Linked DNA regions of Homo sapiens: region 1 is linked to region 2. Evidence: chromatin contacts called from ENCODE Hi-C or POLR2A ChIA-PET data. All regions are on one chromosome and are shown on one strand. Each heading gives the region's core, a stretch centred on a gene start or an enhancer-like site at or near the end of the contact. The rest is flanking DNA. Distances are from core to core; before and after follow the strand shown.

The links. A loop is a pair of places that touch in the nucleus more often than their neighbours do. ChIA-PET counts read pairs that join two places held with the same protein, here RNA polymerase II (POLR2A). Pooled maps may share reads with other maps.
Region 1: a pooled map shows a loop between it and region 2 (2.2-fold over the local background). The contact joins two enhancer-like sites. A Hi-C loop is called at or near these places in 1 of 50 pooled maps. POLR2A ChIA-PET finds 5 or more read pairs at or near these places in 2 of 52 experiments (CD4-positive, alpha-beta T cell and activated CD4-positive, alpha-beta T cell).

What each region holds. Positions count from the first base shown.
Region 1 is chr3:47,320,275-47,326,940 of GRCh38, forward strand. It overlaps KLHL18 (kelch like family member 18), which reads left to right. Exons shown (of 10, transcript NM_025010.5): 3 at 2,294-2,434. Among named protein-coding and RNA genes, the nearest start is that of KLHL18, 41 kb to the left of the region's middle. RefSeq lists a silencer at 3,445-3,739. Within about 2 kb of position 3,442, at least 5 of the 41 ENCODE cell types and tissues checked have a DNase peak (open chromatin) inside an H3K27ac peak, as active enhancers do.
Region 2 is chr3:47,419,523-47,425,666 of GRCh38, forward strand. SCAP (SREBF chaperone) reads right to left here. Exons shown (of 23, transcript NM_012235.4): 8 at 5,963-6,089; 9 at 4,411-4,523; 10 at 2,920-3,014; 11 at 1,409-1,507; 12 at 1,032-1,250; 13 at 1-182. Among named protein-coding and RNA genes, the nearest start is that of PTPN23-DT, 41 kb to the left of the region's middle. RefSeq lists an enhancer at 1,990-2,039. Within about 2 kb of position 1,674, at least 22 of the 41 ENCODE cell types and tissues checked have a DNase peak (open chromatin) inside an H3K27ac peak, as active enhancers do.

The sequences.
Region 1 (6,666 bases), core at 2,192-4,691, 97 kb before region 2:
ACTCGAAATACGACTAGTGGGACTGAAGAACTGAATTTTAAATTTTGTTTAATTTTAATCAATTTAATTTTAAAGTTAAATAGTCACATGTGGCTAATGGCTACTATATTAGACAACACAGGTTTAGAAGGTGGCAGATCTTATGGTTATTTCATGGTTCAGAAAATTGAAGCTCAAGGAGATCAAGCCCAAGGTTATCCCCTTAGCTGGTAGTCAGTTATTGCCCAACCTCTTAATCTGACAGTGGTGACAACTAGGGGGAAAAGAGCTAGGAGACTGTGTGTTACCCTCTAGATGATCAAAGTGCCCCAATACCGGAAGAGGATTTATATACCCATGGCAAGGTAGAAATCTCAGGTCAGGCCAGGCAAGGTGGCTCACACCTGAAATCCAAACAATTTGGGAGGTCAAGGCGGGAGGATTGCTTGAGGCTAGGAGTTCAAGACCAGCCTGGACAACATAAACCACATCTTTATAAAAAAAAATTGTTTTTAATTAGCTGGGCATGGTGGTGCACACCTGTAGTCTCAGCTACTTAGAAAGCTGAGGTAGGAGGTGAGCCGAGGAAGTCAAGGCTGCCGCGAGCTGTGATCACACCACTACACTCCAGCCTGGGCAACAGAGTGAGACCTTGACTCTTGAAAAAGAAAGAAAGAAATCTTAGGCCAGTTACTTATGAGGAAAGACGTAGAAGTAAGGTGTCCAAGGGCAGTTGTGCCCTCCTATTCTCTGAGGTGTGTGTCTGAAGGAGGCATGCTCGTCCCATGAATAGTCCAGGGGCTTCATTTAACAGAGATTGCCTGAACATCCATGATGAGCACAGCTCTATCAAATATCTGAGGTATAGCAGTGAGAAAACAGCACCTCTTCTCATTCTGCCAACCTTTTTTTTGGGGGGAGTGGAGGGGGAGGCAATGGAGTCTCACTCTTGGCACCCAGGCTGGAGTGCAGTGGTGTGATCTGGGCTCACTGCAACCTCCACCTCCCAGGTTCAAGCAGTTCTACTGCCTCAGCCTCCCATGAGTAGCTAGGATTACAGGCACCTGCCGTTTTTTTTTTTTGTTTTGTTTTGTTTTGTTTTTTTTTTTTTGAGATGGAATCTCACTCTGTCGCCCAGGCTAGAATGCAATGACATGATCTCTGTTCACTGCAACAACCTCCGCCTCTTGGATTCAAGCGATTCTTCTCCCTCAGCCTCTCAAGTAGCTGGGACTACAGGCTCATGCCACCACGCCCGGCTAATTTTTGTATTTTTAGTAGACACAGGGTTTTGCCATGTTGGTTAGGCTGGTCTCGAGCTCCTGACCTCAGGTGATCCGCCCGCCTCGGCCTCTTAAAGTGCTGGGATTACAGGCGTGAGCCACTGCGCCCGGCTTCTGCCAGCTTTCTAGTAGTGATTTGGCAGTCACCAAATACATGCATGGTATGGCTAAGAGTGAAAGTGATATGAGAAAAGTAAAGCAGAGTAAAGGCTAGTGAAGGATGGTGGAGTCTGTGCTATTTTCAGGTGATCAGGGAAGGCACCTGTCATGGGGTGGCATTTGAGCTGAGACATCTTAATTGAAGTGAGGGAATGAGCCATCTGGGGGAAGAGCCCTCCAAACAGGGAGCAGTCATTGCAAAGGCCCTGAGGTAAGAATATGTCCAGAATGTTGGAATCAAGTAAGAAAGGGAGAAAGTGGAGGTGAGGAGGATAGATAGATGGAGAGGGACCAGAGCACATACAGCCTTATAGCTGGAATTTGGATTTCATTTTCAGTGTGAATTGAAAGCAGAAAAAATGTCAGAAATCTCATTCTAGAAATTTACCCCAAAGAAATAATTCAAAAACGTTCTAACAGCAATAAGATGGTAATGGCTATTATGCTTACCAATAAAGGAAATAAATGATAGCATATTTGCATGTTGAAATATTATATAGCAGCCACTAAAAACAATAAACATGAAGACAGTGTACCAACATGGGAAAGGCTTGATAAGTATTTTATGATTATATCCATATAATTCATGCATGTTGGCGATCAAGGACTAAAAATGAATGTAGAAAAATGACCGCTGTTGACTTTTTCAGTAGTGAAATTGTAGGTGATTGTGTTCTCTTTTTTAGAATTTTCTGTAGGGCAATGAAGACAACTTGGTAGAATGAGTTTTAGGCTGTGGTGAAGTAGTTACTCCATTAGATAGATTCTCAAAGGGCCTGGGCTAAGTAATGTCAGTTCAGTTAGGGCCTGAGTCTCCCGTGGGCCAAGACTCGTCTCTGAAAGCACCTCACAGCTTTCCCTCTTTCCTCTAGTGCCCTGGAGGCTCTGATCAACTTTGCCTACAACGGCAACCTTGCCATTGACCAGCAAAATGTCCAGTCATTGCTGATGGGGGCGAGCTTCCTGCAGCTGCAGAGCATCAAAGACGCCTGCTGCACATTCCTTCGAGAACGGTGAGGTGATGTGGTGGGCCTGGTGGAGAACATGACTATTTCATTTCTGGAATCTTCTGCCAGTTTGCTGAGTTCTTGGGACCATATATAGGTTTATGAAGGGAGTGAGCTGGAAAGGTTATTCTGCAGCACTTACATTTCTTGAAATCAGTTTGTAGCAGTGCCCACTTCTTTGAGATGAATTTTTTCAGAACATGATTTACATAGTCCAGCCTGCCCTTTCCCTTGGCTTGACATGTACATCTTCTGTTCCTCCCCCTCCGATCTCACCAGCCACTAATTTAGCTGATTTCTCACCAAACTGATTTGTGCAGTGCTCCTCTACTGTTCCATAGCCATCTCCATCTTTGTTTAGGTACTTTGCTCTCTGAATTTCTTTTCTTTTCTTTTTTTTTTTCAAGACAGGATCTTGCTCTGTCACCCAGGCTGGAGTGCAGTGGTATGATCTCGCCTCACTGCAACCTCTGCCTCCCATGTTCCAGCAATCCTCCCACCTCAGCCTCCCGAGTAGCTGGAACTACAGGCACGTGCCACCACACCTGGCTAATTTTTGTAATTTTTTTGGTAGAGATGTGGTTTTGCCATGTTGCCCAGGCTGGTCTCAAACTCTGCCCACCTTGGTCTCCCAAAGTGCTTGGATTACAGGCATAAGCCACTGCTCCCAGCCCTCTTTGAATTTCTTGACCTTCCTTTTCATACTTCAGTTATTTAAGAGCCTACCCAAATTTCACTTACTGGAATTCTCTATCCTCCTTAGTCCATTGGGAACTATCATTGTATGCACTTTTATGGTTGGGACCATGGATTATACCCCCACCTATTTCCAGTGCTTGGCAGTAGGCCTCGTGGGTCTCCTGTGACCTTCTGCCTGAGCAGTTAAGAAGGCTCTCCCTCCCCCTCAAGAGCCAGAGCTCTTAGTCATAAGGTAAAGGCCTTTTAACCAGCAGAGGCTTGGGGATGTGGGTTAGTGCTGGGCCACAGACAGGCAGGAGGACCCCAAACAGCACCCCTGTGTCTATGGTGCTTCACACACCCAGCCTTCACCTGAGCCTACTCTGATCACTAGGTATCTGGTCTGTCAGCATTCCTCCTGACTCAGATCTGCCCTCCGAACCTCATCCCCTCATGGAGCTGACCTCCCCTCCCCTATTCTCACTCCACCTATCCAGTTCAGTTAGCAGCTTATGGACCACACCCGCTGTCTGTTCATATCCTGCCCACACGGTGCTCATGGTCATCACACTGAGTACTGCTGTGTGTACAGCTAATCAAATAACCGTGGTAATGATGCCTAAGATTTAGTGGGGAGCTCATCTGCTGAACACTGGGTAAAGGGTTTCATCCTGAGGTAAGTGGTGCTGTTCGCAGTTTTATAAAGACCTTGTAGTAAGAGTAAAGCTGCGGAACCAACCTTGTCCCTGCTGTGGGATGCCTTCTGGGGCAGGCCAGAGGGTGCATATGGAGATGTGAGGAGCACACACTATCTTTCCTGCTCGTTTGTGAGCTTTTTAAGACACAGACTGGACTTAGTTCACCTCTTTTTCCCACAGAACTTGGAAAATGACTTCCTTTTTTCTTTTTCTTTCTTTCTTTTTTTTTTTTTTTTTTTTTTTTTTCTGTAAGGTAGAGCCCCAGGCTTGGAGGCCTTGGGCTTTACCACTGCTGAAATGACTCTGTGGCTAAGTAGGATTAATCCTGGAAAGGATTGTTGACGAGCCTCGAATCTTCACCAATGGACAACAGCTCCACCTAGGGGGCTTTTGAGATTGTCACTGTCAACACTGGATCCAGGCTATGTTGTAAAGTACTGTTATCTAAAAGTTGCTTAGAAAAGTGATTTTTAGGCCAGATGAGGTGGTTCATGCTGTAATCCCAGCATTTTGGGAGGCCAAGGCAGGAGGATTGCTTGAGGTTAGGATTTCCAGACCAGCCTGTATGGCAGAGCAAGACCCTGTCTCTACAAAAAAAAAATTTTTTTAATTAGTCAAGTGCAGTGGCTCACATCTATAGTCCCAGCTACTGGAGAGGCTAAGGTGGGAGAACTGCTTGAACCAGGAGCCCAAGGCTGCAGTGAGTTACAATCACCTTACTCCAGCTTGGGCAACTGAGCAAGACTCTGTCTCTAAAAACTAAAAAGAAAAAAGAAAAGTCATTTTTAGGCCAGTGCAGGTTTGCATGCACCAGTAGCATTTTAGGAATAAGTACTTACGCATAAACCTGATGTTTTGAGCCTATCTTTGACATTTTTTCATTCAGCCCTTCAGGACCCTTTCTGAGACCTAAACCTATACCTCTCCTGTTTCCTGCCACAGACTCCAGAGCCATGGCCTGCTTTCTGTTTTCTCACCAGTAGTTCCTATTATTGTCTCTGTTCCTTGGAATGATTCTCCCTGAGCCTCGCTACAGAATGTGATGGTGTCTCCCAGCTCCCCACTTCGTATGTGCCCTTGAAGGTGCATCATTTTCTTTTTTTTCTTTTTTTTTTTAAGGCGGAGCCTTGCTCTGTGAGACAGAGTGTCACTCTTGTTGCCCAGGCTGGAGTGCAGTGGCGCGATCTTGGCTCACTGCAAGCTCCGCCTCCTGTGTTCACGCCATTCTCTCGCCTCAGCCTCCCAAGTAGCTGGGACTACAGGCGCCTGCCACCACGCCTGGCTAATTTTTTGTACTTTTAGTAGAGACGGGGTTTCACCATGTTAGCCAGGATGGTCTCGATCTCCTGACCTTGTGATCCGCCCGCCTCAGCCTCCCAAAGTGCTGGGATTACAGGCGTGAGCCACCACGCCCAGCCGAGGGTGCATCATTTTCAAGATTTGATTGCCAGCGACTTGAGGAAAACCATTCTGAGCACCAGTGGAAAAGATATGTGACAGCACAGAGAAGCCACAATGCCATCAGAGTTCTTAAAGCCACAGTTCCTGAGGCTGCTCAGTCTATTACATCTTCAGCCCGCTGCTTTTTTTCCCCCTGAGGCTGGGGTTGACTTTTTCTGGTGGCCCTATTTCCGGCCTTCAAATGTATGGGCCTCCTTGCTTTTAGGCAAGCACTGGAGCTGTGTATTTTCTTGCTTTTTTTTTTTTTTGAGATGGAGTCTCACTCTGTCACCCAGGCTGGAGTGCAGTTTCGTGATCTCGGCTCACTGCCACCTCTGCCTCCCGAGCTCAAGCATTCTCCTGCCTCAGCCTCCGGAGTAGCAGGATTACAGGTGCCTGCCACCATGCCCGGCTAATTTTTGTATTTTTATTTATTTATTTATTTTTGAGACAGAGTCTTGCTCTGTCGCCCAGGCAGGAATGCAGTGGCATGATCTCAGCTCACTGCAACCACCACCTCCCAGGTTCAAGCGATTCTCCTGCCTCAGCCTCCGGAGCAGCTGGGGCTACAGGCGTGTGCCACCACACCCAGCTAATTTTTGTATTTTTAGTAGAGATGGGGTTTCACCATGTTGGCCAGGCTGGTCTTGATCTCCTGACCTCAAGTGATCTGCCCACCTCGGCCTCCCAAAGTGCTGAGATTACAGGTGTGAGTCACCACACCCAGCCTTGGAGCTGTGTATTTTCTGAAATTCTCTCAGAGGTAGATTGGTACACCAAATGCGTCAATGAACCACGTCAGTAACCTGTTTAATTCAAGTCACCGCTTCCTGCCTCTGATAAAGCATTATGTCTTATGCTGTCTTCTTGCTTCCAAAGTCAAGCTGTGTCAGCAAGGAAGAAGGTTGTGATGTGGCTAATGAAAGACGTGGGTCTCCATCAACCCTGTAGCTGTAGGTTTATTTTCCCTCATATCTCCCTCCTCCTCTTGCATGGGCCCCTTTCCTGTGTGGCCGCTCTCCTTCCTTTTCCCCCACTAATTGCCTCACAAACAGGCTCCCCACGTCCCCCATCCTCTTGGATGTAAAAGCCCAGTTCAGTTAAGAAGGTGTGTTTTGGCTGGGTACGTTGACTCACGCCTGTAATCCCAACACTCTGGGAGGCCGAGGCAGGGTGGATCACCTGAGGTCGGGAGTTCGAGACCAGCCTGGCCAACATAGTGAAACCCCATCTCTACTAAAAATACAAAAAACTTAGCTGGCTATGGTTGCAGGCACCTGTAATCCCAGCTACTCGGGAGGGTGAGGCAGGAGAATCGCTTGAACCTGGGAAGTGGAGGTTGCGGTGAGCCGAGATCGTGCCATTGCACTCCAGCCTGGGCAACAAGAGCGAAGCTACATCTCAAAAAAAAAGAAAAAAAAA
Region 2 (6,144 bases), core at 424-2,923:
GGTGGGAAGATGGAGAAGGCAGGGTCCGGGTGGCTGGGGGGCAGCATGCCACTAGGCACGGGCATGGGAGCCAGGGCTCCCTCACCCAATGGGCTCTGTTCCGTCACCTGGGCAGCGAGGTAGTTGCGCAGCCCTGCTGGGTCTGTGTATACCAGGATGCCAATCCAGACAACGGTGCCAGCCTGCAGTGGGGCAGGGGGTACTCAGTGGGAGGAATGGGCCCCAACCCCCAGCAGCTTCAGCCCTCATGCTGAGAGGAAGCAGCACAGGGACCTCAGGCCTGGGGATGGAGAGAGGACACAGGCCCCACTGCGTCCTTTTCTCCTGCCTCTCCAAGTCCTCCTGCTAACACCTGCCAACACTTGCTGCTGGAGGGGCCTGCTTGCCTTTCCACAGTTAGGGGCTGAGTTTCTTGGCCTGGAAATACACTGAAGCACCCTGAGGTTTGACACAGAATGTCCCCACCCCTAAGCTCCACCTCAGCTGGAGCCAGAAAGCTGCTACCATTCCTACGGTCAGAGGGCCAGCAACCTGACCTGCTCCAGAGTCCCCCAGAGGTCCTAGTCCCAGGGGGCCTCAGCCTTCCTCCCATCTCAGTTCAGCTCCCTGGAAGAGGCACTGCTGCCCCAAGGCCAGCCCAGCCCGGCTGGTGAATGATTTTGCCCAGCACTTTCCAGTGTCTGCACACCATGCAGCGGCCGATGAACCCGACCCAGGGCAATGTGGTGGCCACAAGTGGGTCCATCCCAGAGCACTCAACTAACAGGCTCCTGTCCTGGGCCACTCTGGGGAGAGGATGGCTCCTGTACCTGAGAACCCTGGAGCTGCTTCTCCCACAGGCTTATCTCCTCAGAAGCCACTAGGGTCTGGGCAGGGAGGACACAACGGGCAACTCCCCAGAGCCAGGCTTCCAGGGGCCACCAGGGCCTGAGGAATACCCTTTGCCACTCTAAGGCCAAGTGCAGCACCACAAGGGGCCTGGAGCACCGGCCCTCCAGAAGAGGGCAGGGCAGGGCAGGGGTGGCAGGTACCATGATGAGGCGCTGTGCCAGGCGGGTGCGGGCCAGGAAGTAGACAACACGCAGCCTCTTGGGGAGCCGCAGGTTTCGGAAGGAAGACGGCTGCAACGTGATGGTGTGGGGTGTGGACGGCCTCACAGCCAGCTGCCGCTCGTAGCGCGTTGGCTGTCCCACTGGCTTGGCTGAGGGCAGGCAGGCCTCAGGGGGCAGTCGCTTGTTCAGGTCTGCTAGCTGTTGGGGGCACAGTGGTCAGGGCCTGAGTCCACCATCCAGAGGCTGCTCGCACAGGACCGCTGTCCTGCCCGAGGTCTACACCCTTCTCACCCAGGACTCCCTCAGTACAGCCAGGGCTGAGGAGGCGGGCAGGGCAGGGCTCAGCCCACTCCTACCTCCATCCGGCGAATGTCAATGGACAGGACAGTGGTGAAAAACAGCATCTGAAGGAAGAAGTCAGACACCAGCCCCACGACAGCAAAGAGACAGAACTCCTGGAATCAGAGCACATGGGGATGGGGGGGTGCCGTGACCTCACTGTCCCAGCCCAAGAGGAGCAGTACCCGGACTGCAGCCACCTCATAACCGGCAGGGCAGCAGCAGGCAGGGCACAGCAGAGATGAGAGATGCTGGTTGGTCCTCAGCTCACATACCAGCAGCAGCTCACCCCGTCTCCACCAGGGGGCAGAAGAAACCCTCACACTTTCTTCAGAAAGGGCTGAAAGGGAAGGGGAAGTACCTTCCCTGAATCTTCCGGTCCCTCTAGAGGGGACTGAAGGCCTGATCCAACCCGGAAACCTCTAAGCCCCACCAGCCTGCTCCCCAAAAAGTCCTTCCCCACTGAGCCCCCGCCCTGCTCATGCATCACCAACCCAGCTAGAGCCCAGGCCTGATTCAGGGGCTCTCAGAAAGGTTCCCAGCCAGCAACTGCCCCGGAACAATGAAGAGAGAGAGAGAGGGATTAATTCTCTAAAACTGAAAAAGGGTGAGCTCTCTGCTCCCCAAGCTCTGTCAGCAGACAAAATTTTCTGAGATGTCGGTGTTGAGACCTCTAGCACATCACCACAGTGCTACTCCGATCTGGGGTAAGACCATGGAGTGCAGATAGTGGCACAGTGGTTGTCTCAGCTCTAACGTCCCAAGACTGTACCCTATCCTGCAGATACTACTGTTTTTCCAGGAGAAGCAGCCCACAGCCCATCTGTTCTCTGCTCACCCCCATCCCTCAGCTGGCCTGCCAGCCCTGGGGGAAAGACGGGCGAGAAAAGATGGCATCCTCCCCTTCCTGCAACTCCTTCTGGAATGGCTGGCATCAGTCTGGGGTTCCAGCTCAGTGCAGGGCCACCTCCACCTCTGCTCACAGCCCACAGCTGAGTGAGGGCACTTTGCCAAGAGCAGGGTCACTCTGGGCAATGGGTGGTGGCCCTCCCACTGGTCAGGCCAGGCAAGGCCATGCGTCTGGCGACTGCGGCACAGGCCAGGGCCAAGGGAGGAGACCGGAGGAAGGGTCTAGGAACCCCACGGTGCTTCTCCCTCAAAAATGGGAAACAGGTGTGACAAACTGCACAGCCAGTCCCCAGCTCCTGCCATGCCCTTGCAGCCTCCTCCTGCCACTTGGCTGAAAGGGAAGCAGGCAGGGAGGGGTAGGAAGACAGGGTCAAGGGCAGAGTCTGCCTGGCTAGGTGCTCAATCTGGGAACCCAGCCAGGGTTTGCTGAGCACTTCTGAGCCAGGCATGCCAGGGGCCATCTGGGTGCTGTAGTGATCTGCTTGCCAGGCAAAGAGGTCCCACCTCAGAAGCAAGGATGCCTGTGCTGAAGAGGGGAGCACCCTGCCCATGGCTGCACAGCTGGGGAGCACAGCAGTTGCTTCCATGCTCATCCAGGTGGCAGGCCTTGGGGCCTTACCTGGATGGCGGGCACTAGGGTGAAGTAGCCGATGAGGATGATGCCCAGCTCCGTGGCCATGTTCTTCATGATGGACCAGCTCTCGCTGCTTAGGCCTGCAGAGGGCAGCAACAGGGCACAGGGCAACACATGGCCACTCTGCGACATGACTCACACAACCTCATGGGCCTCGGAGTGGCAGAGGCATGGCAAGGCCCCCCAGCCCTTTGAAGGAGCCATTCCACCAAAGCACCCCAACCCTCAGGGTCCTGCTAATGCCCAGACTTTAAGGGGCCATCACCACCACACAGCTGCTACGGGGAACGGGTGTTCACAGCCTGGAGGGTGCAGAGGAGAGCTATAATCATCAAAAGAGGGAAGAAGCAGAGTGTGGAGATGAGAAAATCCACAAGGAAAGCCAAGTGCCACCCACAACAACCACATCCAACCTCCGCATGTGGTTCTTGTCTGGTCTGCACGGGCCAGCATGACAGTGTGCCCATCAACCACATGGCAGAAGCACTCGGCGGGTAGAGGACCTGGCTGCGTTCTTCCTCAAGCCCCTTCCTGTAGTGAGCCCTGATCCCACGCTATCACACTGTCGCATGTCTAAGGCTCTGTGCTCTTACTGGGTAAGGACAATTTCGCCCCATCTCTTCCTAACTCCATATCCAGCACAGGGCCTGGCTTATCACAGAGGCTCACAGAGGTCTGGATGAATGGACGGCTGCCTACAGCCCCATTCCTCACAGACATGGGGTGACGAGGAAGAAGAGGCTCAAGTGACCAGGCCTCCAAGGCCAGGCTCTCCCTTTTCTCATTTTCCCTAGAACCCCAGATCCCCAGTTTCTACCAGCAGGGCCAGAGGGAGCTTTTCTGGCAGCCGTGAAGGCAGCGTCTCTGAAATGGCCAGCCCCCGGGGCTTGGGCCTAGTGTGCTGGAGTGAGGCAGTAAGAGAAAATACTAGGCGCTAAACTCCCCAGACAGAAAGCCACCACCAAACACAAGCCCCACCCACACTGAAGTGCAGTGGTGTGATCACGGCTCACTGCAGCTTTGACCTCCCAGGCTCAAGCAATCCTCCCACCTCAGCCTCTTGAGTAGGTGGGACCACAGGTGCATGCCAATATGCCCTGCTAATTTTTCTATCTTTTGTAGACATGGGGTTTCACCATGTTGCCCAGGCTGGTCTTGAACTCCTGGGCTCAAGTGATCCACCTGCCTCAGCCTCCCAAAGTGCTGGGATTACAGGTGTGAGCCATGGCACCCAGCCTGGTTTACTTTCTTACTGACACATGAACCAGGACGAAGTACAGTCCAATGGCCCCATGGCTCCCCAGGGCACACACTCAAGAGCTGCCAGGGCCCAGTGGCCCACTGCATATTATGCCGGAGGCAAGAGCAAGGGACATTTCAAGGGCTCTGTTTGCTCACAGAGCGTTAACAGCAAGAGGAACAGGCCCCATTCCAGCCCCTCCTGCAGCCCTCTGCCCAACTCTCCCACTGCGTTACCTTGGGCGATCCGCAGCTTCACCTCCAGGTCTACCGGGGTTGAGACCACAGACTTGGTGAGCACCAACACATTCTCTAACCCAATAACCACCACAAGGTAGGGGAAAATCTCGCTGGGGACAGAGAAGGAGAAGGTGAGGACAGTGTTGTGGTGGTTCCCAACAGACTGGGGCCCTCAGGAAGGCTGTGGGGTTTCCAGCCTGTCATGGGGGCTGCTGAGTGACTCCCACAGGTGCTGGGCAGAAACCCTCCCTTGTCCACCTCACCCAACAAGACCTGCATCTACACAGCACTCAGCTTTCAGGCAGGCTCCAGAGCCTTGCAGAGGGGCCAGCAGCCATCCTGTCTCTAGCCATCCAGCACAGGAGGGCTGGAAGAGGCCCCTCAGGGAGAGCTGTGCAGCGCCACTGCTAGACCACACTTCTGCTGGCCCTTCCCAGGAGAAGACTGCTGGCTAAAGACAATGACTGCTGCCAAGACCCACACCAGTAACTCTGGGTGGACCCATCACAGCTAAATGCAAGGAGATGAAACCATCCTGAAGGCCCACTCACCTTTGTTGAGAAGCTGTGTGTGGAGAAGAACGACTGTTCCTACACAAAGCTCTACCAGCTATCTGAGCCCACTGTCCCACACTCCCCGCAGCAAACCCTAAGAAAGTCTATGTGCGAGGAACGCCAGCCAAGTTATACCTTGCAGGACCTCTGCTTTGGAGCCGAAGGAAGGGAGGGCCCTGTGAAGGGTATGGCAGACGGTATGGGGGAGGGTGGTGTTTAACAGTGTCAAGCTCAGGAAAGGGAGCAGGTATCTAAGAGCAACGAAACTACCAGAAACAAAATACGACGTCGCTTTTCATACGACCAGCCTGATGGGCCAAAGTGGTGGACAGGCCAATCCATAATCCATTAATAACCATTAATAGACAGGCAGGCGGGCCTAGCCAGAGCCAAGATCAAAGCCTGAGGACAAGCCGAGGGAAGGGCTTCCAGACTAAGGTTCAGAGAGGAGTGGCAAGGGGAAAGTAAACATCAGTGAAAAAGGCGACAAATTACAGTGTGCTCATATCTTCCAAAGAGCTTCCTCTAAAATGACCTATTTCATTAGGCATTTAAATGTTCTAATCATGAAAAAAAAAATGTTCTCTTCTCTATCTCACACCTCCAGTGGCTTAAGCCATCAAGCTGCAGTGTGTGTGTGGTGTGTGTATATAGAATACATAAACACAGACACACAAATCCGACTACACACATGCAATACATACTCATGTATACACAAACATACCAACACACACCCCTTATATACACACCCAGCCCACAAATATGCACTTTTGTACATATGGACACTCACTATAGCTAGATATGCTATATACAAACACAAGTATGAATACAAGCCAGACAAAGAAGAGGAAGAAAATGTACCTCTTAAATGTCAAAAACAACAATGTGAAGACGTGAGGTCACAGCAAAGTCCAGGGAAGGCCAAGAACCCAGAAGTGCAAGGCTCTCTGGCCTGAGCCCACCCTGTGGCCCAGTGGAGCCTGCTAGGGACCTACCCGCCATTGAGGGTGGGCGTCAGGCCGAAGAGTGTGCAGAGTCCCACAGACATGAGCAGCGAGCTGAGCACTGTGACCACGGCAGCCAGGGCCAGCCCCCACTTGGACTTGACCATGTCGATCTTCCCTGGAGGGCAGAGAGGGCGTATCAGGGCGGCCCCTCCCCCAGCCCCCGGCCCACT